Regions from separate parts of the Homo sapiens genome. Here region 2 is linked to region 1. Evidence: chromatin loops called from intact Hi-C (ENCODE). Cell type or tissue: heart right ventricle. All regions are shown on one strand. Each heading gives the region's core, and the rest is flanking DNA. Links, peaks and the distances in the headings are about the cores only.

Region 1 (15,978 bases), core at 5,606-8,105:
ATTACTACTAGGAACTACCCTGGGAGGAGGGAGAAGTGTGGGAGCCTAGGTGGGTGCTGATGGGGAAGGCAGTCAAATGAGGAAGAAAAAGGGCAGAGAGTAGGTTCCTTTCCTGCTCAGAGGAAGTGGCATCATACACACTTGGTAGTAGAGTTGTCCAGTGTTAATATGATTTGAGATGGGTAGTAGTCAGGAAGTCGTAGAGTTGGGAGAGCTCTATAATGGTGGAAGGCAAGTCTACCGTTGGCTCCCCAGCTTTTTATACCCTCTCTGAAGCAGTCTCCCTATGAAGATAAAATTGCTGTTACTATTCCCCATTATTATTCCATGGATGCCAGGGTTTTCTGTTAGTAGAAAAGGAATCCAAAGGCCAGAAGCAGTGGCTCACACCTGTAATCCCAGCACTTTGGGAGGCCAAGGTGGGTGGATCACCTGAGATCAGGAGTTCAAGATCAGCCTGGCCAACATGGTGAAACCCCATCTCTACTAAAAATACAAAAAAATTAGCCGGGAGTGGTGGTGGGCACCTGTAATCCCAGCTACTCAGGAGGTTGAGGCAGGAGAATCGCTTGAACCCGGGAGGCGGAGGTTGCAGTGAGCCAAGATCGTGCCATTGCACTCCAGCCTGGGCAAGAGCAAAACTCCGTCTCAAAAAAAAAAAAAGAGGAATCTGCATACCCTAGCTGTGCAAAAAGCGATCTGAATACTTCCTCTGTAAGGGTGCACGTGCAGGAGTGTGCACACACGAGCATGTACATGTGTGTCAAGAAGCTTGGCTGGCGTGCACCCCCACACCCAGCTAATTTTTGTTAGCCAGAATGACAGGACGTGAATGAAGGAAGGGTTAGTAGGAAACTTGCAACCTCTCTGGTCAAAGCAGACACAGACAAGGGATTCTGATTAGGGCTGAAAATCAGACCTGAGGCTCAAACAGAGGAACTACAAATTCAGGGAAAGTCTAGAAGAGGAAGGGGGAAGGCCAGGTGCAGGGAGAATAAGTGGGGAAGTACAGGCCAGAGAAAGTAGGACTGTTCAGTTATCTGCACTGGAAGAGGTGACACAGAGTTCTGCCTCCAGGAAAATAGGTTGGCAGGATCCAGTTCAGAGGTAGGCTTCAGCCCTCTGGTTAGGATATAGGACAGGGCTTCTGACCACCCTCTGTCCATGTCCTTCCTGAATGGAAGGGCAACAGGAATGCTGTGATCAGGGAATCTAGGCAGAAGGAAGGCAGGAAGGTGGCCCGGCCTCCCTACTAGGGGCTTAGGATGAAATGTAACTGGATGGAGTAAGTACTGCTGGATAGATTTGAGGAAATATTTAGATTGGGAACAACCAAAACAAGTTTCAAATCCTGTTAGGCCCTGATTGTTTGGAGGAGAGAAAACAGCCTGCAACAAGCTGGAAGCTTGCTTTGAGGTAACTGAGAGCAGGGGAGGATCGGGCACACAAGGCCAGCAGAAGGGATTGGTACCTCAGTGACGACCAAGAAATTAGTCACTTAGGAGAACTAGGTCATTTTGGGTGAAGAATGACCTGGTTCACCATACCTTAGTGTATCTTTCTCGAGGTCCCCACAGAGAAGGCATTTGATTGGAGAACTGTGGGAAGCAATGGATTTCAAAAACTAGGATAATACAACAAGCCCTAGTGATGTGAAGAACGTGGAGAGGAAGTGTAGGTGGAAGCGAGTGAGTCATAAACAGTGGTTCGTGAACCTTCTAAAGACTGTCAACCCCTTGGAATAGAACAAAGGCTGTGTACTGTTTCAACCCTTATTTCATATTAGCCCCCACAAGTCATTTTCTATAGCCCTGCAGGAACCTGATGTTATTTCGCCCAAATTGTAAACGATTTATTTTATGAATGCTGAATCACAAAACTATGGTTGAAGAAAACACTCTCCACATAAAAGAAATGAATCCCTAACCTGTATCCTACATTTTTATTTTTCTCCCTCCTGTGTGTATGTGTGTGTGTGTGTGTGTGTGTGTACTGTTGATTAGTATCTATTCCAGATATCAGCATTTTCTTTAAAACACAAGAGTTTTCTGTTTGTTTGTTTTTTTGAGAAGGAGTGTCACTCTGTTGCCCAGGCTGGAGTACAGTCGGCACGATTTCAGTTCACTGCAACCTCTGCCTCCCAGGCAATTCTCCGGCCTCAGCTTCCCATGTAGCTGGGATTACAGGCACCCACCACCATGCCAAGCTAATTTTTGTATTTTTAGCAGAGATGGGGTTTCACCATGTTGGCCAGGCTGCTCTCAAACTCCTGACCTCAGGTGATCTGCCTGCCTTGGCCTCCCAAAGTGCTGGGATTACAGGCATGAGCCACTATGCCCGGCAAAACACAAGTTTTGAGAAGCTTTTAGGTCAAAAACTTGAATTCAAATCCAAAGCTGGCCAGAGCCCTAAATACTATTCCTACTTTTCTTGGCAAATAAATTTTCAAATTTCTCTGGCATATTTCTGTGAAAAGTAATAAAATATGATTTATTAAACTTTTTGGTTATAGTGGACCTTTTGTTAACATTTGCTTATACGCTATTATGTGCCTCGTTTAGATCAAATGAAGCTCATTTGAGGTGTTTATCAAATGCAAGCCTGACCTCTCTCTGCCAATACAGTACTGGACTTTCCTTAACACTTCACTAGCTCAAATATTTCCTCTATAAATCCAGAATATAGGTATATATATTTTTAAGTCAAGACTATTCACTGTACAAAACAATGTTTTGACCAGGTACAGGGGCTCACACCTCTAATTCCAGCACTTTGGGAGGCCAAGGCAGGAAGATCACTTGAGCTCAGGAGTTTGAGACCAACCTTGGCAACATGGAGAAACTCTGCCTCTACAAAAAAAAAAAAAAAAAAAAAAATTCACCAGGCTTGGTGGCATGCACCTGTAGTCCCAGCTATTTGGGAGGCTGAGGTGGGAGGATCACCTGAGCCTGGGGAGGTAGAGGCTGCAGTGAGCCATGATTGCGCCTCTGCACTCCAGCCTGAGTGACACAGTGAGACTCTGTCTCAAGAAAAAAAAGACAAAAAAGAAAGAAAAGAAAACAATGTTTTACCACGTGTTAATTTAGGCTAAAGAAATTGCTAGGGTGCGGAGATGGATCTTACTTATTACTAATATTCTAATCTCACATTTTAAAAAATCATCAGGCCGGGCGCGGTGGCTCACGCCTGTAATCCCAGCACTTTGGGAGGCCGAGGCAGGCGGATCACGAGGTCAGGAGATCGAGACTATCCTGGCTAACACGGTGAAACCCCGTCTCTACTAAAAATACAATTAGCCGGGCTCAGGTGGCGGGCGCCTGTAGTCCCAGCTACTCGGGGGGCTGAGGCAGGAGAATGACGTGAACCCGGGAGGCGGAGCTTGCAGTGAGCCGAGATCACGCCCCTGCAGTCCGGCCCGGGTGAAAGAGGGAGACTCCGTCTCAAAAAAAAAAAATAAAATAAAAAAATAAAAAAATCATCATAGGCCGGGTGCAGTGGCTCACGCCTGTAATCCCAGCACTTTGAAAGGCCGAGGCAGGTGGATCACAAGGTCAAGAGATCAAGACCATCCTGGCCAACATGGTGAAACCCCGTCTCTACTAAAAATACAAAAATTAGCTGGGTGTGGTGGCGTGCGCCTGTAGCTCCAGCTACTTGGGAGGATGAGGCAGGAGAATCGCTTGAACCCGGGAGGCGGAGGCTGCAGTGAGCCGAGATTGCGCCACTGCACTCCAGCCTGGTGACAGAGTGAGACTCCGTCTCAAAATAAATAAATAAATAATAAAAATAAAATTAAAATAAAAAGAATTATAGTAAAAGGAACCCTAGGCCGGGCACAGTGGCTCACACCTGTAATCCAAACACTTTGGGAGGCCAAGGCCGGCGGATCGCTTGAGGTTAGGTGTTCGAGACCAGCCTGGCCAATATAGACAAACCCCGCCTCTACTAAAAATACAAAACTAGCTGGGCGTGGTGGTGCCCGCCTATAGTCCCAGCTACTCAGAAGGCTGAGGCAGGAGAATTGCTTGAACCTGGGAGGTGGAGGTCGCAGTGAGCCGAGATTTTGCAACTGCACTCCAGCCTGGGCAACAAAGCAAGAGCTTGTCCAAAAAAAAAAAAAAAAAAAAAAAAAAAAAAAAGGCCAGGCATGGTGGCTCAGGACTTTGGGAGGCCAAGGTGGGTGGATCACCTGAGGTCAGGAGTTCAAGACCAACCTGGCCAACATGGTGAAACCCCGTCTCTACTAAAATATAAAAACTAGCTGGGTGCGGTGGTGGGCACCTGTAATCCCAGCTACTTGGGAGGCTGAGGCAGGAGAATTGCTTGAACTCAGAAGACAGAGGTTGCAGTGAGCTGACACAATGCCACTGCACTCCAGCCTCAGTGATAGAGACTCTGTCTCAAAAGAAAAAAAAAAAGGAATCCTTCCATATTTAGGATGTGTTTTATAATCCTCTTTTTAAAGCACTTCTCAACGTTTCTACCAAGCTACACCCAATGGTAGAACTCATACCCCTGGCAAATAAATGCTCTGCTTTCAGCTTAAAAGCTCTTTAAAATATTATTTTTATCTTGGGCTGGGCCTGGTGGCTCCCACCTGTAATCCCAGCACTTTGGGAGGCCGAGGCGAGTGGATCACAAGGTCAGGAGTTTGAGACCAGCCTGGCCAATATGGTGAAACCCCTTCTCTAGTAAAAAAAAAAAAAAAATACAGCCGGGTGCAGTGGCTCACGCCTGTAATCCCAGCACTTTGGGAGGCTGAGGCAGGTGGATCACCTGAGGTCAGGAGTTCGAGACCAGCCTGACCAATATGGTGAAACCCCGTCTCTACTAAAAATACAAAAAATAGCTGGGCGTGGTGGCAGACACCTGTAGTCCCAGCTGCTGGGGAGGCTGAGACAGGAGAATTGCTTGAACCCGGGAGGCGGTGGTTGCAGTGAGCAGAGATTGTGCCACTGCACTCCAGCCTGGGCGACAGAGCAAGACTCTGTCTCAAAAAAAAAAAAAAAAAAAAAATTTCAAAAATTAGCTTGATGTGGTGGCGAGCACCTGTAGTCCCGGCTACTCGGGAGGCTAAGGCAGGAGAATCGCTTGAACCCAGGAGGCGGAGGTTGCAGTGAGCCAAGATTGTACCACTGCACTCCAGCCTGGGCGATAGAGCAAGACTGCGTCTCAAAAAAAAAAACCATATATATATATATATATATATATATATATATATATATAAAATTATTATCTTAAAACTCTATCTTTTTTTCCCTTTTGAGACAGGGTTTCTCTCTTTTGCCCAGGTAAGACTGCAGTGGCTCTATCACGGCTCACTGCAGCCTCGACCTCCTGGGCCCAAGCCATCCTGTCACCTCAGCCTCCCAAGTAGCTGGGACTACAGGCATCTACCACCATACTGGGCTAATTTTTGTGGGGTTTGTTTTGTTTTGTTTCTCACTCTGTCACCCAGATTGGAGTGCAGTGATGTGATCTGAGCTCATTGCAACCTCTGTTTCCCGGGTTCAAGTGATTCTCTAGCCTCAGCCTCCCGAGTAGCTGGGGCTACAGGCATGCGCCAACATGCCCGGCTAATTTTTGTATTTTTAGTAGAGACAGGGTTTCACCACGTTGGTCAGGCTGGTCTCGAACTCCTGACCTCGTGATCTACCCACCTCATTCTCCCAAAGTGCTGGAATTACAGGCGTGAGCCACCGGACCCGGCCTAATTTTTGTATTTTTTATAGAGATGGGGTTTCACCATGTTGCCCAGGCTGGTCTGGAAATCCTAGAGTCAAGGGATCTGCCCATCTCAACCTCCCAAAGTGCTAGGATTACAGGCATGAGCCACCCTGCCTGGCAAGGCATTGGAGGGTTTTTTTTGTTTGCTTGTTTGTTTTTTTCTGAGATGGATTCTTGCTCTTGTTGCCGAGTGCAGTGGTGTGATCTTGTCTCACCACAACCTCCACCTCGAGGGTTCAAGCAATTCTCCTGCCTAAGCCTCCCAAGTAGCTGGGAATACAGGTGCCCGCCACCATGCCTGGCTAATTTTTTTTTTTAATTTTAGTATAGACAGGGTTTCGCCATATTGGCCAGGCTGGTCTCGAACTCCTGAGCTCCGGTGATCCACCCACCTTGACATCCCAAAGTGCTGGGATTACAGACATGAGCCACCATGCCTGGCCAGCACTGGAGGTTTCTAAAAGTTGTTTTGTGCAAATGTTTTGGAGAAAAGCCAGCAAGTAGGTAGGAGAGTAGTTAGGAGGTTTTGGAGATGACAGATACTGTTCCTAGGTCTAATTTGCAAATATGCATATTTTAATCAATTCATAGAATTTAAAAAGATCTCTAAGATGAAATTCATGTCAAAGCTTCCAGGTATTTACTTACCTAGACTACTAAAAGTAGAAAATTATTTATAATTTACAACCTCCACAGAACATAATACTAAAATTTATTGTGGGACAACTCTCTTACTACCTTTTGAAGTCACATACCTTGTTCGACACAGGAGCCCTTATCAGGGAGCTCTCCCTGAGCTTCCCCAGGAAAGGGCCAGTGCAGTGAGCTCAGTGGGTGCTTCCCCAAGATGCCTTCAGGCCGGCTCTAGACAATTGTGAAACAGGTGAAATCGTTTCCACGCCTTTTCTGCCTGGCCAGTGGCCCACTTCAGGCCTCTAGGCCATGGGGACCAAAGCTTCCCCACTTGCAGCTTTTCTCAGCCCGTCTCCCCTCTTATTTTTTCTTCCCAAATATCATGTTCCTGTTGAAAACTCTTTTGTTGACTGAGCGCGGTGGCTCATGCCTGTAATCCCAGCACTTTGGGAGGCCGAGGCAGGCAGATCACCTGAGGTCAGGAGTTTGAGACCAGCCTGACCAACATGGAGAAACCCCGTCTCTACTAAAAATACAAAACTAGCCGGGCGTGGTGGCACATACCTGTAATCCCAGCTACTCGGGAGGCTGAGGCAGGAGAATCGCTTGAACCCGGGAGGCGGAGGTTGCAGTGAGCCGAGATCGCACTGTTGCACTCCAGCCTGGGCAACAAGAGTGAAACTCTGTGTCAAAAAAAAAAAAGAACACTCTTTTGTCCTTTGCCTTACACCAATAACCTTCCCCTGTATTCCATTACAAGTAGCCTGACACGTTAACTCACATTAAATGTATTGTAAAGTTCTTTTTTTTTTTTTTTTTGAGAGAGTTTTGCTCTTGTTGCCCAGGCTAGGGTGCAATGGTCAATATCGGCTCACAGCAACCTCTCCCTCCCGGGTTCAAGTGATTCTCCTGCCTCGGCCTCCCAAGTAGCTGGGATTATGGGATTACAGGCGTGCGCCACCATGCTGGGCTAATTTTTGTATTTTTAGTAGAGACGGGGTTTCTCCATGTTGGTCAGGCAGGTCTTGAACTCCTGACCTCAGGTGATCCACCCACCTCAGCCTCCCAAAGTGCTGGGATTATAGGCATGAGCCACTGCACCCAGCCTAAATGTATTGCAAAGTTCTAATAAGTATTTGGAAGTCATGGCTTTCTATCAATTCTTAGGTAAAGAAGTGTTTTATAAGTTCCCTCCCTTCCTCTCACCTCCTGGCCTTCAAGCCATTTCTTTTTGTTATTTAAGAATAGCTTTAGCGCTTAGTAGCTCAAATTTAAGGTAGGAAGAGAAGACTTTGGCCAGGCTGGTCTTGAACTCCTGACCTCAGGTGATCCGCCCGCCTGACCTCCCAAAGTACTGAGATTACAGAAGTGAGCCACCACGCCCGGTTTTACAACTGTGTATTCTTATTGCAAAGCCAGGCTCTGTAAAGATGGCATTTTATCTGAGAGTCAGGTTTACCAACAGGTAAAACTCTTCTTACTGAGGGCAAGCTCTTCCTGAAGACATTGAGATATTCCATTTTTGGCTACTAAGAGAGAAAGGTTGCTACTCCATTTTCCTGGAATACAGTAATGCTGGGTTTCATTGCTCTGCAATATTGTCTTGGGCATAAGTTCCCAAATGGAATGTGGCATGAAACATAATTCTTGCAGAGTTGCTCATGCATGCAGCTATGTGTGGCATAAAAATCCCCAGAGCAAACCTTCAGGTCGCCAAACAGTGTTAGTCCTAAAGTACCTCAGTGGAACATACCTGAAATTTCATGAAGCCTCACCACAGTCAGAACGTTATGCCCCTTTCCTCATCTGAATGCCTCTCTCATTGCTTGGGAGGCCCTACTTCAAGTTAAATGGCCAGCACTGCAAGGGAGGGCAGGATCAGACTCAGGTAAAATGGGGAGGTTGACAGATTATTTCTTCAGGTTAGAAAATCAGTAACTCGAACCCATAGGCCAAATCCAACTGAAGCCAGAGCTCCGAATAATTCATACGTTTTTAAATGGTTGGGGGAGGGGGAAGAGGGAGACAACAGAGAACGTGGCCTACAGAGCTTCAAATAGTTACCATCTGGCCCTTTACAGTAAAAGTTTGCTGGCGCCAGCTTCTGAGCCCTCACACCTCCCTTTCTCTGCCTTACTCCTCTTTAACCCTTCTTCATGCTCTCTAGAAAGGAGCCCGCCCCAGCCCTCAGCTCCTGGTTTATATACTCCATAATTAGAGTTAATCCTCCTACCCAAAGGCAAACCCATTGAATTGACTGCTTTTTCCCAACTAGAGAGAGGAGCCGCTGTTCTGGTTCTTCTCCTTTTCCCCTCCTCACTTTCCCCTGACTAAGGGGCCAGGGAACAGAGATGCCCTTCCCCAGCCACCCAGGCAGTGGGTATTCCAGTTCTCAGCGCCTAGGGGAAGGGGTTCCCATCAACCAGGGGCTTCTGGACACTCTTGTGTACCCTCTGCAAAAGCACTGGAGAGGTCTGCTCCTTGGGTTAACCCCTTTGGGTTATGACACCTATGGTCCTAAGAGAGGATTTATAAGAACTCTGGGCTCACCTTCGTGACCCATAATGCTCTCTGGATGCCAGCCCTTCAACAGTTTTCTTTCTCCCTTGCCAGGCTTGGATCTGTTTGTAGTATAGAGTGGTAGTTAAAGGCATGACCTCATCTACCTAGATAAAAATCCACCTCTGACATTTACTAGCTAAGGAACCTTGGTCGTTTAATCCATGTGTGTTGGGTTTCCTCATCTGTGGAAAGGAGATAATAGTAGTCCTTACTTCATGGCCTGGTGCAGTGGCTCACGCCTGTAATCCCTGCACTTTGGGAGGCTGAGGTGGGCGAGTCACCTGAGGTCGAGAGTTCGAGACCAGCCTGACCAACACGGAGAAACCCCTGTCTGTACTAAAAATATGAAATTAGCTGGGCGTGGTGGTGCATACCTGTAATCCCAGCTACTCGGGAGGCTGAGGCAGGAGAATTGCTTGCACCTGGGAGGCAGAGGTTGTGGTGAGCCGAGATCGCGTCATTGTACTCCAGCCTGGGCAACAAGAGCAAAACTCTGTCTCAAAAAAAAACAAAAAAACAAAAAAAAACAGTCCCTACTTCAGGCTGTGGTGAGGTTTACATGAGTTAATCTGCATGAAATTATTTTGAACAAGGCCTAACACATAGTAAGTACTCAAGACAGTGCTAGCTCTCACTATTGTTTGAGGGTTTGAGGTTAAGCTGTATCCTGGCTGGTCTTGGCCCAGCTCTCCATGTCCTTAGGCTGTTATATAGCTCAAGGGGAGGTGAGCTCTCAAACTGAGGCCAGGCCACCCAATAGGGTAGGCAAAACTGAAACAGGTGAAATGTTATGAGAGGCTTCCACTTCCCTTACTCTTTGTGTCTTCCTACAGAGAATAATGACTAAAAACACCTTGCTTTTGTATGGAGGTTATGATCTGCTTTCACAAACATTTAATTTGACACATGCAACAGCCCCGGTACATAGACGTCACATGGCAGGCAACTGCAAATGTTGACTGAGTGAGGGAAATGAACTGGGAGGCTGCCAATTTGCTGTATGGTTGGGTGTGGTGTACCCTCTGCTCTCTGTTCTGATTGGTTGCAAGGCATATAGAACTGGTCAATAAGTATTTTGACTATCCACTCTGGAAATTTGTTGTTAATGTGGGGCCAATTTTATCAGTAAGGAAACTGCGTTTCTCAGCCATTTGATGCCTGTCTGAGAACATACAACAGTGAAGGTAGAGCTGTGTCTAAAACCCAGTTTCTCTGGCCTATAATCTATCCCTGTGGCTGTTACACCTATTGCTAAATATGCATAAAATAAAGTTTGTTTTGTTCAGTGGCAATAATTAACTCAGTACTGGCACGCACTGTCTTCCTAGTTTGTTGCTCAATGAAGACTCACAATATTAGAAGGCTATCTATAAAGGGGAGTGTACTTGTTTTGTGTTGCTGTAACAGAACACCGGAAACTGGGTAATTTATAAAGAAAAGAGGTTAATTTAGCTCAGGATTCTGCAGGCTGGGAAATTCAAGAAGCATGGTGCCAGCATCTGCTGTTGAGGGCTTTCATGCTGCATCATAACGTGGAGAAAGGTCAAAGGGAAGTGGACACAGGGGAAGAAGTAAAACCCTGACGGACATCTTTCTCTATAAAAACCTGTTCTTTTATTAGTGAGAACTAATCCATTCCCCCAAGAACTAAACCAGTCTCGAGAGAGCAAAAACTCACTCACGGCCCAGAGAACAACACAGAGCCATTCATGAGGAATCCACCCCCAAGAGCCAAGCACCTCCCACTAGACACCACCTCCCAACGCAACCCATTGTGGATCAAATTTATAAACATCAGTTCTGGTGTGGACAAACCATATTCAAACCATAGCAAAGAGAAAGCTCTTATGCCCTAGGAGGAGCTTTCTGTAGTCTTTGCAGGTTCCCCCTTTCCTCAGAGAACAAGTGATTTACAAGATTATAGGAAGGACGTGAGTGAGTACAAGTGCTCAGCGACTTTCCCTCTCTTTTTGAAGGAGCCTTGCCTCAGGACACATACTTTCTCTTGTCCTCTGCCCCTTGATAAGCAGTTTCCCTGGGAGGGAAGGGCTGCCTATGGCTAGGTAGGACAAGTTTAGTGGGAGGGAACTACCAGAAAGTCCAGCTGGGCATGGTGGCTCATGTCTGTAATTCCAGCAGTTTAAGGGGCCGAGGTGGGGAGATCGTTTGAGCACAGGAGTTCGAGACCAGCCTGGGCAACATAGCAAGATCCCATCTCTACAAAAAAATACAAAAATTACATGAGTGTGATGGTGCATGCCTGTAGTCCCAGCTACTTGGGAGGCTGAAGTGGGAGAGTTGCTTGAGCCCAGAAGGCAGAGGTTGCAGTGAGCCGAGATCACGGCACTGAGTTCCATCCCGAGTTATAGAATGAGACCCTTTCTCAAAACCAAAAAAAAAAAAAGTCCATTTGGTTGCATATCCAAGCTTTGATCTTACAAAAAATTAAAAACAAAAGATCAAGCAATAAAATAAAAACATTTTACCAAATAGAGACACAATTTACCAAACTGTGTTCCACAGAAAGCAAACTTTGCATGATCTTGAAAGGTATGTCTTTTATTTTTTTTGAGACAGAGTCTCACTCTGTTGCCCAGGCTGGAGTGCAGTGGCGCGATTCAGCTCACTGCAACCTCCGCCTCCTGGGTTCAAGCTATTCTCATGTCTCAGCCTCCCGAGTAGCTGGGATCACAGGCGCCTGCCACCGTGCCCAGCTAAGTTTTGTATTTTTCAGTAGAGACGGGGTTTTGCCAGGTTGGTCAGGTTGGTCTCGAACTCCTGACCTCAGGTGATCCACCCACCTCGGCCTCTCAAAGTGCTGGGATTACAGGCATGAGCCACCGCGCCTGGCCAAAAGTTATGTCTTTAAGAAGTGTTCAATAGGCTGATAAGATTGTTTTTATTTTTTTATTTTTTTTGAGACGGAGTTTCACTCTTGTTGACCAGGCTGGAGTGCAATGGCGCGATCTCAGCTCACTGCAACCACCCCCTCCAGAGTTCAAGCGATTCTCCCGCCACAGCCTCATGGCTGATAAGATTTTTACAATGCAAGATTTTTCAGTATTTTATATGCTAAAAAGCAATGCAGACCTCTAGAAGGTGAATTTAACATTTATTAGCAGGATGTCGTGGTGCACAATCCCTGGGTGTTGTGGCCTGTAATCTCAGCTACACAGGAGGCTGAGGCAGGAGAATTGCTTGAACCCAGGAGGCGGAGGTTGCAGTGAGCCAATATCGCACCACTGCAGGCCAGCCTGGGTGACAAGAGGAAAACTTTGTCCCAAAAAACAACAACAACAAGGAAAATAAAAACGTCACATTTCCCAAACATCCTTAATGTTGGAACTCTTTACTTCCAGAAGCACAGACTACGTGCCCATTATGAGCGGAATACAGTTTGGGAAATGCTGACATAAGGAAATGATAGTTGTTATAATGGCTGTTACCTGACCAACAGATATTTGGGACAATCTCAGAAAGTGCATTTGGCTTACTTTCTAGTAGCTATAACAATATTGGGGGTGGGGTGGGGGTGGTTGGAACTACAGAGCCAGCCACAAACATGAGCAATATACAGTTAATTTCTATATGAATTGAAGCACCATCAGGAGGAAAACAATTCAAAGATTCAGGCTAAAACGGAGTACTATACAAATTGAGCTCAGTCATGTGTCTCAGCAATCTGGTAGGAGGGGTGCAAGTTCATATCATTTCCAAGTGGTGCAACCTGAATCTGTGGACTTGAATTGTAGCAAGACCATCCCATTTGAAGGCAGGACCTTAGTGTTCCCATTGGCTGGCATAAGGAGTGTTCAGCACATCTTAGCAGCTTTGAGAAAAACCGCCCTGATGTCTGCATCTCCAGCCAGAACCACTCAGGTCAATAAGCTACTCAGTCCACTGGAGAGGTGTCTGCTATAATCTGAATGTGTGTGGCCTCCCAAAATCCATATGTTGAAATACTAATCCCCAAGGTGACGATATTAAGACTTGGAGCTCTTTTGGGAGCTCTCATGAATGTGATTAGTGCCTTCATAAAAGAGGCACGAGGGAGTGTGTTTGCCCCTTTTATCATGTGAGGACACAGCAGAAAGGTGCCATCTATTAACCAGGAAGTAGGCCCTGACCAGACACCGAATCTGCCAGTGCCTTGATCTTTGACCTCACAGCCTCCAGAACTAGAAGAAATAAATTTCTGTTGTGTAGAAGTCACCTAGTTTATGTATTTTGTGATAGCACTCCCAACTGACTAAGACAGCAACTCAGCTCACCTGGGCCAGTAGAATTGTTTATTTAAGGCATTAGGTTTTTTTTAGCCTTAGGAGAGCATAAAGTCAAAGCGATAAAACAAATCAAACCCATCGTCTTATTGTATTTACTTATTCATTTGTTTATTTGTGAAACAGGGTCTCTCTGCAGCCAGGCTGGAGTGCAGTGGCGCAAACATGGCTCACTACAACCTCCACCTCCCAGCTCCGGCGAACCTCCCACCTCAGGCTCCCCGGTAGCTGGGACTACAGGCATGCACCACCACAGCCAGTTAATTTTAGTATTTTTTTGTAGAGATGGGATTTCGCCATGTTGCCCAGGCTGGTCTTGAACTCCTGGCCTCAAGTGATCTGCCCGCCTTGGCCTCTCAAAGTGCTAGGATTATAGGCGTGAGTCACTGTGTGTGGCCACTATTGTTTTCATTTATGTTTAGAAATACTTGTGCATATTTGTATTTGGTATTTTAACTATTTGTAATCTTTTACGTAATTCGACATTTTAGGATTTCTAACAAGTTATCCTTGTGAAACCAGTTTAAAACACCTAAGTGAAAACTGTAATTAATTCAGATTCATGATTTTAAGTGAAAATATATGAGAATTTTATTAAATCTGTAAACATTTTTGTAATGTTCAAGAGAACTTGATTCATATTTTATAATTTATCATATTTATAAGCATTACTTAACTACTTGTGATTCTTTGTTGAGCAACTGAAGTATTTTAAAAAGACTGAATACATTAAATGAATTAATGTAGTTTAATAATTCAAGGAAATTTAATTAACCAAATTGTAAACATTCTCTTAAAAAACAGAGTTAGATTTGTAACCTGAATTTCAAAGCTCAAAGGAAAAGTAGGTTTTCAAATTTGTAATAAATGAAATGGAATTACTATACATTGTCTTCTTTGCCCACAAAACCTGTCTTCAAGAATACCCTATACTGGCCGGGTGCAGTGGCTCACACCTGTAATCCCAGCACTTTGGGAGGCCGAGGTGGGTGGATCACCTGAGGTCAGGAGTTCAAGACCAGCCTGGCCAACATGGTGAAACCCTGTCTCTACCAAAAATACAAAAAAATTAGCCGGGGGTGATGGTGTGTGCCTATAGTCCCAGCTACTCAGGAGGCTGAGGCAGGAGAATCGCTTGAACCCAGAAGGTTGAAGTTGCAGTGATGCGAGATAATGCCACTGTACTCCAGCCTGGGCGACAGAGTGAGACTCCCCCCAACCCCAACCCGCCCACACACACAGAATATCCTATACCCGGGCCGGGCACAGTGGCTCACCCCTGTAATCCCAGCATGTTGGGAGGCTGAGGCGGGTGGATCACCTGAGGTCAGGAGTTTGAGACCAGCCTGGCCAACATGGTGAAATCTCTTCTCTACTAAAATACAAATATTAGCTGGGTGTGGTGGTGGGCATCTGTAATCTCAGCTACTCAGGAGGCTGAGGTAGGAGACTTGCTTGAACCCAGGGGTCGGAGGTTGCAGTGAGCCGAGATCATGCCACTGCACTCCATCCTGGGTGACAAGAGCGAAACTCCATCTCAAAAAAAAAAAAAAGAACACCCTATACCTAAATTGCCATGAGGCAGCACGGGTGGTGATGGTGGATGGTGAGAGGGGTAGGGAGTGAGTGAGACAAAGGTCTTCCTTTTGTAATCAGTAGATACACTAACAGTACCAAAGCATGCAACAGATGGAATCCAACAGATTGATCGTAATTACGCCTGCATTCAGCAAACATTTTTCTAGATTCTAGCCTAAAATATGTGGGTCACATAAATGTGATTAAGATGTGGTTCTTCTCCTCAAGCAGTTTCTCCTTTTTTCCACTTTGCATTTCTCTGCTCTTCTCATTCACTGAAGTACTTTTTAGCAAACACTTGAATTTTCCTGCCTTGATCTGCTTAGTTTTATTCATTGGAAAAGCAGATACTGCACTTGGCCTTGAGTTCAAATCCTTGTTTTGCCATTTGCAGCATGACCTTAGACAAACTATATGGTCTTATTACTTCAGTTTCTTCATAAATCAAATAGAGATAATAATATTATTTACCTGTTATGGACAACATGTTTGTGTTTCTCCAGAATTCATATATGGAAACACTAGCCCTAAATGGTATGGTATTAGGAGGTGGGGCCTTCAGAAGGTAATTAGGTCACAGCCTACATGATGGGATTAGTAATCTTGTAACAAGAGACAGGAGAGAGCTTGCTTCCTGTCTTACTGTTTTACACCACTTACACACAGCAAGAAGATGGTCAGCAGCACCCAGGAAGAGGCCCTCACCATAACTTGATCATGCTGGCACTTTGCTATCAGACTTCCCAAATTCCAGAACTGTAAGAAATAAGTGTTTTGTTTGTTTGTTTGTTTGAGACGGAGTTTTGCTCTTGTTGCCCAGGCTAGAGTGCAATGGCGCAATCTCGGCTCATTGGTTCTCCTGCCTCAGCCTCCCGAGTAGCTGGGATTACGGGCATGCGCCACCACACCCAGCTGATTTTCGTATTTTTAGTAGAGATGGGGTTTCGCCATGTTGGCCAGGCTGGTCTCAAACTCCTGACCTCAGGTGATCTGTCCGCCTCAGCCTCCCAAAGTGCTGGGATTACAGATGTAAGCCACCGCGCCCGGCCAAGTGTTTGTTGTTTAAGCCACCGAGTCTATGGTATTTTTGTTATAGCAGTCCAAATTGACTGAGGCATTACCTTTTCAGGTTGTTGAGAAAATCAGAGACAATTACATGTTAACATACCTTGAAAAGAGTTGATAACATGCTTAATAA
Region 2 (15,978 bases), core at 7,398-9,897, 120 kb before region 1:
CTGCTTACTAAACAGTCTCCTAGAGACTAGTGGAAGTCAAAGGATATGGCCTTGAAAAAGTAGTGATTTGGGTTGTTGTTTTCTCAGTGTAAGGAAAGGTGATTAGATTATGTAACCATCTGCTTCATTGATGGGACTTGCAGTTTGAAAGTTTAATTCTATTATTTAGTATAATACTAGCTGCTGAAACAAATCTCCAAACCCCAATGAATACAATACAAGCTTATTTTTCGGCGGGGCACGGTGGCTCACACCTGTAATCCCAGCATTTTGGGAGGTCGAAGCGGGTGGATCACGGGGTCAGGAGCTCGAGACCAGCCTGGCCAAGATAGTGAAACCCCATCTCTACTAAAAATACAAAAATTAGCCAGGCATGGTGGCACGCACCTGTAGTCCCAGCTACTCAGGAGGCTGAGGCAGGAGAATCACTTGAACCCGGAGGCAAAGGTTGTGGTGAGGTGAGATTGCGCCACTGCACTCCAGCCTGGGCAACAGAGTGAGGCTCCATCTCAAAACAAACAAACAAAAAAGTTTATTTCTCACTCATATCACACTCCTGTGTAGATCAGCAACTCTGCTCTTCACAGTCATTCAGTAACCCAGGGTCCTTCCGTCTTATAGCTCTGCCTTCCTCTAGATCCATGGAGTCCTCTGAGTTCAGAGGTTGGACAGGAAAAGAGAGTGAGAAAGGCACATGGGGGTTTTAAAGGCAAGGCCTGTTCATATTCCACTGGCCCAGTTTCAGTTACATGATCACACCCAACTACTGGGAAATGCAATCTAGCTGTGGCCTCAAAAGCAGCAGAGAACATGGACACCGGGGAGAATTTGCAGCCTTTGTCTCAGAAAGCAATATCTTCATTGAACCCTTTATTTAATTCCTTATTTCTCTGCTGCCCAGCAATTATTTTTTCAAATGGTTTTAAGGAATAGCATCTACAGAAGATTTCTTGGAGTATGTACAATTCACTTATTTCCAAATAGTCCAGTGTGTATGTGGGCCCATTGTTTTGCTCCCACGCTCAATATCCTGGGAACGCCTTTTCTGATTTGCATTCGTTGTTTGTGCCTTTGACTTGCACTGAGGAATATGAGACACAGCCATATGAAATTCACTGTGATCTCTACTAAAAGGATTTTATCAAGGAAGAAACCTCTCGGGTTTTAGTATGAGTAAAAACTATGTTTCTCTTGAATTGCGTTTTTTTAAATCTCACAAACATTCTGAATCTTATAATAGATCACATTTTTCCCTTTGCTGAGGCCACTAAGAAACTCTGAGCCAAATTTTACATTCTTCTCCAAACACAGAACAAAAGCTTTATAATATTTATTTCTGTGTATCAGTTTTACCTATCTGTATTATTTTTCTATCAAAAACAAAACAATTTTGCCCTCACCCTAATTGTTTCTAATGTTATTTTATATTTTTGTATTTTGTATAGAAAGAGAGAACCTCAAAAACCATTGAGGTACAAGATGGATAAAAATAAATAATCTCACAGTGGTTACTAGAGGTGGGACAGGGTGGGGGAGGGGTAGCCGAAGGTTGGTTAAGGAATGCAAAAGTATAGTTAGATAGGAGGAATAAGTTCTAGTGTTCATACAGCACTAGAGAGTGACTATAGCTAACAACAACTCATGGCATATTTTCAGGCCAGGCATAGTGGCTCATGCCTGTAATCCCAACACTTCGGGAGGCCAAGGCGGGTGGATCACGAGGTCAGGAGTTTGAGACCAGCCTGTCCAGCATGGCAAAACCCCGTCTCTACTAAAAATATAAAAATTAGCCGGGCATGATGGCACGTGCCTGTAGTTTCAGCTACTTAGGAGGCTGAGGCAGGAAAATCGCTTGAACCTGGGAAGCGGAGGTTGTAGTGAGCCGAAATTGTGCCATTGCACTTCAGCCTGGGCAACAGAGTGAGACTCCTTCTCAAAAAAAAAAAAAAAAAAAAATTGCATATTTTCAAATAGCTAGAAGATCAGATTTTTAATGTTCCCAACACAAAGAAATGATAAATGTTTGAGGTAATGGTTATGCTAATTACCCTGATTTGATTATTATACATTGTATCCATGTATCCAAATATCACACGGTACCCCATAAATATGTGTCAGTTAAAAATAATAATGAAAGCAAAAAATAAAAATTAGTTAATTAATTAACACAAAATAAATAAATAATCTCATCATGCACTGTGGGGTAGCACACATGAATTTGATCGTATTTGTAATTTGGAATCTATGCCAAATGCCATCTCAGTTATGAGGGTTATTCAGAAAGACAAACAGGATAGATACTCCCCAGCTGTCATGCCGCCTTAGTGCACAGGAAACCCTGTGAGCAGCTGACCCTCCAAGCTGATCTCAGCCCATTGGTATTCTTGGTGGTCCTGTCCCAGTATCTTAAAGGTGAAAAGTGCTGGGTGTAACATGTGTCACAAAACAGCTCTCTGAGTTAAGGTCTTTGCTTAATGAGGAGCTGTGAATACAGAGGACCTGTGGGAATACTTTAGGAATTAACCATGTGCTCATATGGTAGATCTACTACAGCTAACTAGCTGAGTGACCTTGAGCAAGGTACTTAACCTCTCTGGGCCTCTCATGTCCTTATACCTAAAATAAAGACATTGGGCCATTGGGCTAGATAATCTCTAAAACCTCTTCCAGCACAATAAATCTCTTCCAGCACAATAAATCTGTGATACATTCTTTATACAAATTAAAATATAGTTTTTAAAAGTTCCCCCAGGTCTTTTAGAAATAAATAGGCCGGGCGCAGGGGCTCACGCCTGTAATCCCAGCACTTTGAGAGGCTGAGGAGGGCAGATCACGAGATCAGGAGATCGACACCATCCTGGCTAACACAGTGAAACCCTGTCTCTACTAAAAATACAAAAAATTAGCTGGGCATGGTGGCATGTGCCTGTAGTCCCAGCTGTTCAGGAGGCTGAGGCAGGAGAATCGCTTGAACACAGGAGGCAGAGGTTGCCGTGAACTGAGATCGCACCACTGCACTCCAGCCTGGGCAACAGAGCGAGACTCTGTCCCAAAAAAATAAAATAAAATAAAATAAAATAAAATAAAATAAAATAAAATAAAATAAAATAAAATAAGACTATGAGCCAGGAGCAGTGGCTCACGCCTGTAATCCCAGCACTTTGGGAGGCCGAGGCAGGTGGATCACCTGAGGTCGGGAGTTCAGGACCAGCCTGACCAACATGGAGAAACCCCGTCTCTACTAAAAATACAAAATTAGTCAGGCATGGTGGCGCATGTCTGTAATCCTAGCTACTTGGGAGGCTGAGGCAGGAGAATCGCTTGAACCCAGAAAGTGGAGGTTGCAGTGAGTCGAGATCACTCCATTGCACTCCAGCCTGGGCAACAAGAGGAAAACTCCGTAACAAAGAAAGAAAGAGAGAGAGAGAGAAGGAAGGAAGGAAAGGAAGGGAGGAAGGAAGGAAGGAAGGAAGGAAGGAAGGAAGGAAGGAAGGAAGGAAGGAAGGGAGAGAGGAAGAAAGGAAAGAAAAGAAAGAAAGAAAGAGAAAGAAAAAGAAAGAAAGAAAGAAAGAAAGAAAGAAAGAGAAAGAAAGAGAAGAAAGAAAAAAGAGAAATGACTATGTCTAGAGAAAAAGATCTAGTGGGCAAACTATAAGTGAGTAAATCAGGCTAGTAGCAAACATATTCAGGAACCACCATGATAAAATGTGGCTGCTTATCTTTCCTGTTTGAACAGGAGGTCACAGTTTTGCTATATAGAGTTGAAAGGTTGTATAGACAGGATGTGTTAATTTGAGTTAGAATTCATCTGGGGCACCTGGACAGTTAATCCATCTCTGGGCTTCAGGAATCCAATACTACCCTAAGAACACTGTTGTAGAATGTATACGGCATGCTGGACATGGAAATCGGCTTGCTCCATTGGTGGTGGGGCATAGAGAGGTTCATGTCAGCCCAGCACATCCCCAGGAACTATACCAGTTTCCTTATTGCCCAAGCCAATATCTACAATGCAAAGCATCTTTCAACTGTAATTTAGGAGGACTATGAGCTGGCCACCTGAGTTTTTGCTTGCAGTTCAGGAACTATTGCTAAAAATGCATTTTATGGTGAAACAAGGGATTAGCTAATCTTTCAGGCTAACAGAGGACCAGCTACAAATGTTTCCTGTGTGTATTGTGAAACTCTGAGATAACAGAGAAGTTCCTTATTGCCCTCTGAATTTCCCTTCCCCCAGGACCTCCACTGGTCACACAAGCCATTATCTGAGACAAGCTGACCAGAGCGTGATGCTATAACTTTTTTTGTTCATACTTCCAAATTAAATCTGGTTAGAAAAATAAATGGCTAGAAAGTATTTAAATCTTGTCTTGAATCTTGGAGGAATTTACTTATTTTTCTTCATCTGTTGGCTACCCTTCTTTAAAAAAAAAATTATTATTATTTTTTTTGAAACGGAGTTTTGCTCTTGTTGCCCAGGTTGGAATGCAATGGTGCGATCTCAGCTCAACGCGACCTCTGCCTCCCGGGTTCAAGCGATTCTCCTGCCTCAGCCTCCCGAGTAGCTGGGACCACAGGTGCCCGCCACTACACCCAGATAATTTTATATTTTTAGTCTCAAACTCCTGACCTCAGGTGATCTGCCCACCTTGGCCTCCCAAAGTGCTGGGATTACAGGCGTGAGCCATTGCGCCCGGCCAGTTTTATTTTTTATTAACAAACTCATTCTCTGGATATTCTGGAGACAAAAGCAAAACACCCAAGAAAATGGGCACTTAGGCAATAAGAACTCAGACCCCTGTGGTTTGCTACAAATGTACTCACTAACAGAGCACATGCTGCCACCCTTAAGTTTCACACATGCTGCCAAGACCAAAGGTCCACTTTGATGACTAAATGGTAACACTATTTTCTTTGAATCATAGTATATGCATTTAATATTCTCTTGGGCCTTACTTAAAAGAGTAATATTTTTTCTTTTTTTTTTTAGGGTAAAGATATGGGAATTTCCCAACCACATTGTTCCACTTCATATCTTCTTCTTTCTCTTCTCATTTTATTTTCACTGCAGACCAGAGTGAAGACAAATGTGTATTACTTGGTAGCTTATGAACAGCAAGGAAAAACTGACTGGCAACCGCCATGGAAAGGTGTGAAACCGTAACCACGAGGACTCTCACATTTACATGTTACTGACTAGCGAATGTCTAGGCCTAAAACATCTGCCCTCTTATAGCTGTTTTATTATTATGTAAACATGGCTACAAGATTTCTGACATAAAATAGTAGATGACTCAGTGTCTTCAAATGATTAATTGCTGGTTTTTTTGCCTGACCTCTTTCTTCATTTCTTCAATAATAAATCTATTGTCATGCATTGAATTACGGAAGACTGAAGCTCCCAAATGCTGGGCCTGAAAATGCACTCACTCTCTCCAACAGCATGCGGGTGTTTCTCATTAGTTTCATAAGTGCCAAGAAAATTTCAAAATGATACCAAACAAGAATATTTTAAATTTTATCACATTACCAGCTAAGAAATCTGTAAGCACATTGTTAATTCACTTATATTCATCGCACAGCAAAACAAATATGGCATTTCAAAACTGAGAAAGTTAAAGCCTCCTATAAGAAGTCTATAGCCACCGTTTCTTGAGTCCTGTCTTCATATCTCATTCCTCCCAGAGCACATCTCTCACCAAGGTTCCTGTTAGATTCCATTCTGGTTTGTGTCTTTGTGGAGGCATGTCTGTCCGTAGCCAAGACACAGAGGGCTAGACTGGTTGTAACACAAATCAGAAATTTCTGCCTTGCAGCTGCCTGGGGAAGTAACAGTTAATTGAGCGTGGGAGCTGTGTGTAGACCCTCAAGACTAACAGTTAAGAGGCAAGGTTTCAGTAAAAATGTTTAGAAGCTGCATACCACACAGCTGGAAATGAAGGGCAGAGCTGTTTTCTGGGGAATTTGAATTATGTGTACATCCAATCGAGAACAATAAATGAATTTGTGTCCAGCAATAATAATCCCTCAGTTATAGATAGACATACCATTTATGCAGCACTTCCCATGAATTCTGTCTCACTGAGCCTCACAACAGTTCTGTGCATACAAGGCTGTTAATTGCAAGCCATTTTATTTATTTATTTATTTATTTTGAGAAGGAGTTTAGCTCTGTCGCCCAGGCTGGAGTGCAGTGGTGTGATCTCAGCTCACTGCAACCTCCGCCTCCCAGGTTCAAGCAATTCTCCTGCCTCAGCCTCCAGCGTACCTAGGATTACAGGCATGTGCCACCATGCCTGCAATTTTTGTATTTTTAGTAGAGATGGGGTTTCACCATGTTGGCCAGGCTAGTCTTGAACTTCTGACCTCAGGTGATCCACCCGCCTCGGCCTCCCAAAGTGCCAGGATTACAGGCATGAGCCTCCATGCCCGGCCATCATGTCATTTTAGAGATAAGAACTCCAAGGCTGCAGGAGATGAAATAGTTGGTTCCCTTTTGAACTAGATGTGAGTGGCAAGCTGGGGATCACATTCAGGTTTTCTGAGGGTACTTTTTACTAAGCAGGATGCCTCTGTCCTCAAATCCAGGTTAAGGAATTCACCCCCTTAACCGGCTTTCCATTTGACAAAGTGAGAGTCCTATTAATCTAATACTGAACTTCTGTTAGTCCATTTCCATTGTACTGAAACACAAAAGACAAATTCCCATCATTAAGAAAGTTGTAACAAGGGGGATATTTATGTCTCTCTCCCCGTCCTGCTTTGTATTCTCTTTTTATTTTTTTCATTGCTTTTGTAATTCAGATTGTATTAGAAATTAGAGGAAGGTTGAAACTAGGTATATGGTGACCAAGGTGTGGAAGATGGAATTCATCCTCTTTTCTCCAGGTTTTTTGAGTGGAAGTTCTGACAATAGGGACAGTTGTGTCACTGTGTTCTATGCAGTGTCATTTTATTTTCCTGAAAACATTTGTCCTTGCTACAAGTAGATTAGAGGTTAGAATGCAGGATTGGCAGGCAGGATTTGTGGTTTCTATTTTTAGCCCTGCCACAATTTTATTGCACAAGGGTGAGTCCTAAGCAGTGTGGTTTATTGGAGAGAGAACTCGATTGGAACTGGCTCTCCTGTGAATGAATGATACTGAGCACCATAGCTGAGCATCAGCCGAGAGGAAGGGTCCAGACTAGTGTGAGCCCCTCCATCACCAAATACAAGCGTTCCTATAACTAATGTATGTGATTCACTACTCTGCAGGAGGACCTGCAGAACAATCCCATTGGGCCTCTTTTCACAACTTTCTACAGTGGGAACAGAAGCCACTCTTTTAAAAGGATTCAGCCAAAGGAAGAAGGACCTTCAGTTGTTGAGGTTGTTTTGATTTGTTTTGTTTTTGAGGCAGAGTATCACTCTGTCATCCAGGCTGGAGGGCAATGGAGCAATCTTGGCTCACTGCAACCTCCACCTCCCGGGCTCAATTGATTCTCATGCCTCAGCCACCCAAGTAGCTGGGATTATAGATGAGTGCCACCACGCTAGGCTAATTTTTGTATTTTTAGTAGAGACGAGGTTTCACCATGTTGGTCAGGCTAGCCTCAAACTCCTGAACTCAAGTGATCTGCCCGCCACAGCCTCCCAAAGTATTGGGATTACAGGCGCGAGCCACTGCACCTGGCCAACCTTGAGTATTTCATTCTGAATATGTTTCAGGGTCTGTGCACAGACCTACAGGTCTCCACTTAATGAGAATGAGAGAGAGAGACAGGGAGAGAAGTAGGTCAAAAGAACAGTACGTTATTTGAAGATGTAGGGATGGAGTGGGGGTAATATGTTTTTGGATGATCACTGGTGTTTCCTTGACTTCAGATAACATGATTCAGACTGGGCCAAAGAGTTTAGAAAGCAAAGGGGAGAGAAAAATTATCGTGTACACTCTAACTCCAAAAGAGACCTGTAGTAGCCTTCTGAGCTTAAAGGAATGAATTGAACCAAATATGTTCAAAAGACATTGGATCAGCCTTGCACTGTTCCCAGATAGCATAGACCCAAGACCTCTCCGTTCTGTTCAGCATACCTGAAGACACCTACGCTCAGGTCTAATCCAATCTAGGACCTAGCAGTACCTCAGCCTGGAGAGACAAATAACTTTGGCCCTGGATTCTGAGTCTCAGCATCTACGGCTTTACTTTCCTAGCCCCGAGCCATCTTTATTAGATAATTGTGCTTTTGCCTTCTTCTCCATTAATGAAGCCCCATGTAACCTAACCTAGTCCCTCTAGAAATACATACAATAAACTTGACTTAATTCATTTATTCCATCATTTATCCACTCAAGATATATGTATGCATGCTTATTATGTGCCAAACACTGTGCTATGCCTGTGGACAGAGTGGCAGCAACAAAAGCCAATAAGACAAAACTGCATGATCTTTGCTTGATGGGAGACAGGGCCAAAAAAAAAATTACACATATAGGATATATAATTACAACCCGAGGGAAGTGCTGGGAAGGAAAAGGCAGGCTGCCATATGAGCATTGAAGCCCCAGGCAGGTGGTGGAGGACGTGACATCTGAAGATAAATACCCTGAATGCCAACCACCTGCCATCCTGGGCTTCTGGACGTGGCCCACCCTCAGTGTCCCCATTCCCTCCCACTCCTAAGAAGTTCCTCCTAGAACATCCGCTGGGCCACCTCCCTGGAAAATGCTGACCCTGTCTTCATTACAGCCCGCCCTAGCTCCCTCAAACCACAGTGACCTCATCTGAACTCAATTATGAAATTCTGACACTTAGACTTTAGCAACTGGCCCTACCACAAGAAAAAGTTTTCATTCTTTTCTCAAGATAAATTTTAAAGCAAAACTAAACCCAAGTTGGTGGGAGCAGAACAGATCTGTCTGAGAACAAGGGGAGCACCCTGAGGCAGCACAGGGCTGATGCTTGGTGGCTTCTCTTCTCCTCTCTGCCCTTTGAGATGGAATGTGGGGCAGGCAGAAAGCACTACTCTCCAGGTCAGGAGACCTGCACCCTGGCTTGTCCACTAAACTTGTCAGCTGTATCCATCTCTACGGGTCCCTGAGGAGGTTTGATTTGCTTAGGTTTGAGGTGAGTGTGTCTGCTGCACACATTTACTGGTCCTTTTTAAAAGCTGAAAATTTAACAATTTGTTTTTAGGCTGTATCAAAATGTCACTTCTCTGTCAAAATGACTACGTCTCAATGCCTTGTCCACTTTGTGTATGATTGGTGACAGCCCAGCACCCTGTCACTCTAAGCCATCACTCTGGTTCTTGGGTAACAAGCTGAGTAACCCAATAAGAAAGGATCAGGGCTAAATATAGAAGGACATAGTTGTAGAAAGGGAGAGAGTCTGAGACTTTGTGTTTAGCTGTGAATACATTTTTTCTTGATTTTTCTTGTTGGTATTAATGACATTCTATTCCATTGAAATTAATATTTAATGAACAATAATAATGGGCCAGGCACTTGGCTAGGATCTGGGAATAAAATGATAAATAAGATTGCCCAAGCCTCAAACAGCTTAGAACCACCCAGAGAAAATACAATTAAGTATATAATTACAATAGGGTATATTCAATCTCAAAGGTAGAATCCCTAAGGGGCCTCCATCCCAGATATGGGAAATAGAGAAGGGCTTATCTTAGAAGAAGGGATCTCAGTTAAGGCTGCTGCTATCTACTTACTTTTTCTTTTTAATGGCAGTTGAATGGCATGAAGTTGATGGCTCATAATTTATTCAAACATTCTTCAGTTGTGAAAAATTTAGACTTTTGTGCTCAGGCTCTCTCGCTCTCTTTTTTGATTGTAAATAATACTGTCATTAGACAGCCCTAGCAGGTCATTTGTCACTCTAGTGGGCCTCATTGTTACTTATCAAATGAGTTGGGCTGATGTAGTTTAACAGAACTCATTCATCTCTAAACCTTTATGAAATGCAACCTTACGTAGATGACTTCACTTTCCAGATTGTAAACAGGCAAAAAAACACATCTGTGGACCACTTCCTTCTGACACACAGCCTGTAATTTTTATATATTTCTTCCTTCCAATAATCGGTGTATATGGAGACTGAATTAATTGTAGTTTTCATTTAAATAAAGCATAATTATAATAGTAAATCTCCACATGGTTTCATGAAAGAAAATCATATAATGCATTCTAAGATCAAATATAAATTATTTGGAATTAGCTGCATTTTTAAAAGTATCTATGCCATTGTTCCTTGAGTAGAAATGGTTTGGTTATTATCTGTGGTTTGTATTATCTCTGTTTTTTCTCCACTGGGACATATAGTAATTGAAAGTTGAGTGCAGACTTTACAATTATGTTTTCGAATTGATCAAATCATCTTAGAGTTGCTGTGTAAAGCTTAATTAATGCTTTTTAAATGCTTTAAGATCTTATTAAAGGCATCGAAAGAAAGTTTTATTCTGAATTCTGAAATATTAGACTTCCACATTATATCTATAAAGAATATGAGGTTTCTTTTATGTCAAAATCTGCTAAAGCAAAGTAGAGAAGGAAAGAATTGAGGAAATGATATTCTCCAAAATAAAACATAAATGATGACATTTCCACTCTGCTCTTTTGTGCAATGCATTGCCTAGGAGAATCATTTCAAACTTCAAAGCTCTTGTAATTTACATCTTAGAATTTATGATGCCTAGATTCATTGTGTGCCACACTTACCAAAAGATGACCTCCAATATTCAATCAGAGAAGTTTCCTGTGCAATTTACTCTATGCCTGTGAGCAAAAAAAAAAAAAAAAAAAAACTAAAATATGCTATTCCTGGCTGGGTGCAGTGGCTCAGGCCTATAATCCCAGCATTTTGAGAAGCTGAGGTGGGTAGATCACCTGAGGTCAGGAGTTCAAGACCAGCCTGGCCAACATGGTGAAACCCCATCTCTACTAAAAAATACAAAAAATAAATTAGCCGGGCATAGTGGTGCATGCCTGTAGTCCCAGCTACTCAGGAGGCTGAGACAGGAGAATTGCTGGAACCCAGGAGGCGGAGGTTGCAGTGAGCCGAGATCATGCCAATGCACTCCAGCCTGGGTGACAGAGTGAGACCCCATCTCAAAAAAAAAAAAAAAAAGATTCATTTTTAATCCCAGCACTTTGGGAGGCCTAGGTGGGCAGGTTGCCTGAGGTCAGGAGTTTGAGACCAGCCTAGACAACATGGTGAAACCTCATCTCTACTAAAAATACAAAAATTAGCTGGGCCTGGTGGCGGGCACCTATAATCCCAGCTACTTTACAGGCTGAGTCAGGAGAATTGCCTGAACCTGGGAGGAGGAGGTTACAGTGAGCTGAGATTGCACCACTGCACTCCAGCCTTGGTGACAGAGTGAGTTGTTTTGAGTAGTGGGTATGTGGGTGTATACAATTGCCAAAGTTCTCAAAATGAACCCTTAAGGTCAGTGCATTGTATGTAAATTAAATCATAATTAAATATTTTAAAAGTCTTATGTGTTCTTTTTTAGTTTTTTAAAGAAGGGGTCTCACTGTGTTGTCCAGGCAGCGGCATGATCCTAGCTCACTGCAGCCTCAAACTCCTGGGCTCAAGCAATCCTCCCACTTCAGCTTCCCAAGTAGCTGGAACTCCAGGCATGCACCACTGCACCCGGCAAATTCTAATTACATTGCTTTTCTAGAATTTATATTTAAAAGGTAATCTTAGAATCCCCATCTTCATTTTGCAGATTTTTTTAATATGCTTCTTAAAATTTGCATTATTTTTGTAAATTACACCACAACATGTGTTACATTATGGGTGAAATGATATCAGATTCTCTTCAAAAATTAGAGAAATTTGGCTTGCTGTATTTGTTTTGTGAATTAGTTCACATGGCAGCAGCGTGCTCTCTCCTTCATAAGCATTCACACAAACTACAGGGATGTCAACAGGACATCTGTTTTGTTTTTGTCCTTGGTGGCGGTAAAGCTTTGTGCTGACCCATTCACACACTCTCACCTGGCCTCCAATAACCCAGCACACATATCTGTGAGACAGTTGGTGAGAGTTAGGGATTTAATCTGTGGCGACTGGAGCTGAAGTACTCTCACTAAGTGTATTTGACGATATGGAAATGAGAACCCTGACCTTGGCCTCGTTAGCACTCTCTTCCAAACAGCTAAGTGAATCAGCCATTGGCACGTACCAGTAATAAACTGAAAACATATGGAGTTGAGAGTGACATTAAGGGGCACAATCGGTCATTCTTTTCCCTTTAAGCCCTTGGTGATATGATGCAAATTCTCAAGCTTTCTAATACCCAGAATCACACTCCCATCACCATTGCTGTCCTGCTTTCTTCTTCTGCACCCACAAATATACAAGTAGGACGTATGACTTTTACTCCACAAACAAGAATGTATGAAAAATGTCACAATACTTCATTTTGGTTGAAAATCAAAATACAGCTGGGTGCGGTGGCTCACGCCTGTAATCCCAGCACTTTGGGAGGCCGAGGCAGGTGGATCACCCGAGGTCGGGAGTTCAAGACCAGCCTGACCAACATGGTGAAACCCCATCTCTACTAAAAATACAAAAATTAGCCGGGCACGGTGGCGGGTTCCTGTAATCCCGGTTATCCAGGAGGCTGAGGTGGGAGAGTCACTTGAAGCAGGGAGGTGGAGGTTTCAGTGAGCCAAGATCATACCACTGAACTCCAGCCTGGGTGACAGAGTGAGGCCCTGTCTCAAAAAAAAAAAAAGAAAAGAAAATCAAAATACACTTGATTATAAGTCCTCATCTTACTGGGCCTTCCAATGTTGTGCAAAAGCCCCTGGGAACTTACCCAGAGCACCTCATTTGGACCTAGCCTCTTGTCCTCAATTCATAGCGATCACCACCTGTGTACTCATGTCCAAACTCCTGCGATCCCTTAAGGTCAGACAGCTCTGTTTATTCCTGCCAAGCCTGGCACAGAAATCTTTGCCAGGGCTGAAGGATTCCAAATCTAATATTCAGCCTCTTACCACATAGTTATTCCTCTCCAAGCTCCTCCCCAACATGCTTCAAGAGTGCTGGGCATGGGTCTTTACTTGAAGAACACGCTGAAGGCCAACATTCTTTCTTCATCTTAAAGAGTCTCTCCATTCTCTCCTGTTTCTGCTTCTATCCTTCTTCCTAAGCATTCTTGGATTAGGATTTGCAGCGTTCTTTCTTCCAAAGCAAATCTTGGGTTAGCATTTGGAGAGGGGAAAAAGGAGAAAAATAAAACAAGAAAATATAAATTAATATCTCAATTATGCAAACATAGGCACACATTGTAAGAATATCACCAATATCTTGTTTTTTATTTTATTGTATTTTATTTTATTTTATTTTATTTATTTATTTTGAGACGGAGTCTTGCTCTGTCACTAGGCTGGAGTGCAATGGTGCAATCTCTGCTCATGCAACCTCTGCCTCCCAGGTTCAAGCGATTTTCCTGCCTCAACCTCCCGAGTAGCTGATATTGCAGGTGACCGCTACCATGCCCGACTAATTTTTGTATTTTTAGTAGAGACATGGTTTTGCCATGTTGGCCAGGCTGGTCTCGAACTCCTGACATCATGATCTGCCCATCTGGGCCTCCCAAAGTGCTAGGATTACAGGTGTGAGCCACCACGGCTGGCCAATATCACCAATATCAATGTATCAATCAAGATAGCTGGTTTTGGTTTGAAACTCTATTACTGATCAGCTGTGAGAACTTAGACAAGTTACCTAAATACAGAGAGCCTCGCTTTCCTCATCTGCACAATGAGGCTAAGCATTAGCCCAACTATTTTACAAGTCTAGTTTGAGGACGAAAGTAAACAGCAATAACCCTGTACCATTTATAGAGTTTGTTTTCCATTTATTTAATTCATATACTTTTCCATATAATCTGAGGATGTGACAGCATTTTATAATTAGCAAAAAAAAAGGGCACAAAAGTTATATAACATTGTGTTTTTTAAATAAAGATCCAGCAATCATATCTGGATTTTTTTAAAGTCTCTTCCATCCCCGCCCCCATCTACCACATTACATATTGCATATTCCCACTTTCTATTAATTGTGAAGAACATTATTTTAATTATTTTCCCATTGTCTCTAAGATCCAAGCCCAGCCTTCTATATGATGGTCCTATATTCTGGCAACTAGTAATTTAAGCTTTTTTCTCTACATCAGTTTAAAGGGACTACCAGAAGACACCTTTATCATCTTGTCTCAAGGCTATGTCGAGTCTCATGTCATAATCCAGTGTGCAGGAACCTTGGTTCCACTAGAGATCAAACTGGTCGACTGCATGGGGGACATCATGATGTCTGGATCTAAGGAACAGTAGGTAGCATGTATATCAGGTGCCTAGTTAAGATACAAGAGGCTGGGCGCATTGCCTCACAGCTGTAATCCCAGCACTTTGGGAGGCCAAGGCAGGCAGATAACCTGAGGTCCGGAGTTCGAGACCATCCTGACCTACATGGAGAAACCCCGTCTCTACTAAAAATACAAAGTTAACCGAGTATGGTGGCGCATGCCTGTAATCCCAGCTACTCAGGAGGCTGAAGCAGGAGAATCACTTGAACCCGGGAGGCGGAGGTTGCAGTGAGCCAAGATCGCCATTGCACTCCAGCCTGGGCAACAAGAGTGACACTCCATCTCAAAAAAAAAAGAAAAAAAAGATACAAGCTTGTCGGAAGGTAGAAATATTAACCCCATGAAATCCAGAAGCCAGCTACCTGAGTGAAGTTTCTAGAGATCTAACATTCTGGATCATATTAAGATATTCCCCACAAAGTGGAAGACAAGTTGGTACCTTGCACCAACTATAACAAAGAAAGATTTTCAGTGTTAGCCTCTATTTTGGAGGCAAGATACAGCACATTTGAGTGTGCTGCTCTGACCAATTTAGCATAATATTAATACAACCAGCTTTGAGTGGTGACCAACTGAGAGCTAGTCCGGAATGTAGACTGTAGACGCATCCAGCACCAGCACGTGCAAGGCAAGGGCCATGTGGCCCAGCAGATCCAGTAGCACCTGATGTTTCTATAGTAAACAGGGATGCTGTGTGGAGCCTATGGCAAACCTTAAGAGGATAACCATGTGCATATTCCTAGCGTTTGAAGTAAAGATGTGGCCTCTTTTCTAGATAACTGTTTTCCTTTTAAGAAACTTCTCCTGTCTTGCTATTGAGCTTTTGTTTGTTTCTTTCTTTGTTGGTTTGGGTTTTTTTGAGACAGAGCCTCGCTCTGTCGCCCAGGCTGGTGTGCAGTGGCGTGACCTTGGCTCACTGCAACCTCTGCCTCCCAGGTCCAAGCAATTGTCCTGCCTCAGCCTTCCGAGTAGCTGGGATTACAGGCGTGCGCCATCACATCCGGCTAATTTTTGTATTTTTGGAAGAGACAGGGTTTCACCATGTTGGCCAGGCTGGTCTTGAACTCCTGGCTTCAAGTGATCCACCCCCTCCAGGCCTCCCAAAGTGCTGGGATTATAGGCGTTAGCTACCACATCTGGCCACTATTGAGCTTTATAGAGACTGAACACCTGGCCATGTCACCTGAGCTGCCCACAATTGACTAGGTGTTATCTGATTCATTAGGCCACACAATTAAGCATGCATGGCAATACTTCATCACCAAGTGGAAATGGTACACACCAAACCAGACTCCAGCAGATTCTGAAGCAACAATGTAGTCACGTGTACTGAAGGCTCGGGCTCCTATGGCACATTCTTCTGCAGCATTGCCATCTTTCCTTCATCCAGTGTTAGGTTTTTATGGTGATCTCCCTGTGAACAAATTGCTGAAGAAGAATCTGGTTTATAGATTTCTTTTTTTCCAGTACACTGGCAAGCTAGGAATAGAGCATTATAGCCACGATAAGAAGTGTGCTAAAACAAACAAACACACTAAGAAAGAGAAATCCTGACCGAACGCAGTGGCTCATGCCTGTAATCCCAGCACTTTGGGAGGCTG

Evidence for each region. Peaks named below come from ENCODE experiments on the same cell type or tissue, not always from the same donor. Only the 100,000 strongest peaks of a DNase experiment are listed, where the experiment ranks them.
Region 2: it touches region 1 in a loop (2.6-fold over the local background); 2 of 110 quality-filtered maps call a loop at or near these places.

What each region holds. Positions count from the first base shown.
Region 1 is chr3:177,206,063-177,222,040 of GRCh38, reverse strand. No RefSeq gene overlaps it. Among named protein-coding and RNA genes, the nearest start is that of TBL1XR1, 17 kb to the right of the region's middle. In heart right ventricle, for the core only: no CTCF peak of the experiment used is centred there; no DNase peak of the experiment used is centred there.
Region 2 is chr3:177,327,026-177,343,003 of GRCh38, reverse strand. No RefSeq gene overlaps it. Among named protein-coding and RNA genes, the nearest start is that of LINC00501, 41 kb to the right of the region's middle. RefSeq lists enhancers at 4,072-4,171, 4,029-4,323, 8,876-8,975 and a silencer at 5,609-5,903. In heart right ventricle, for the core only: no CTCF peak of the experiment used is centred there; a DNase peak (open chromatin) is centred at 8,609; H3K27ac peaks cover 2,500 bases.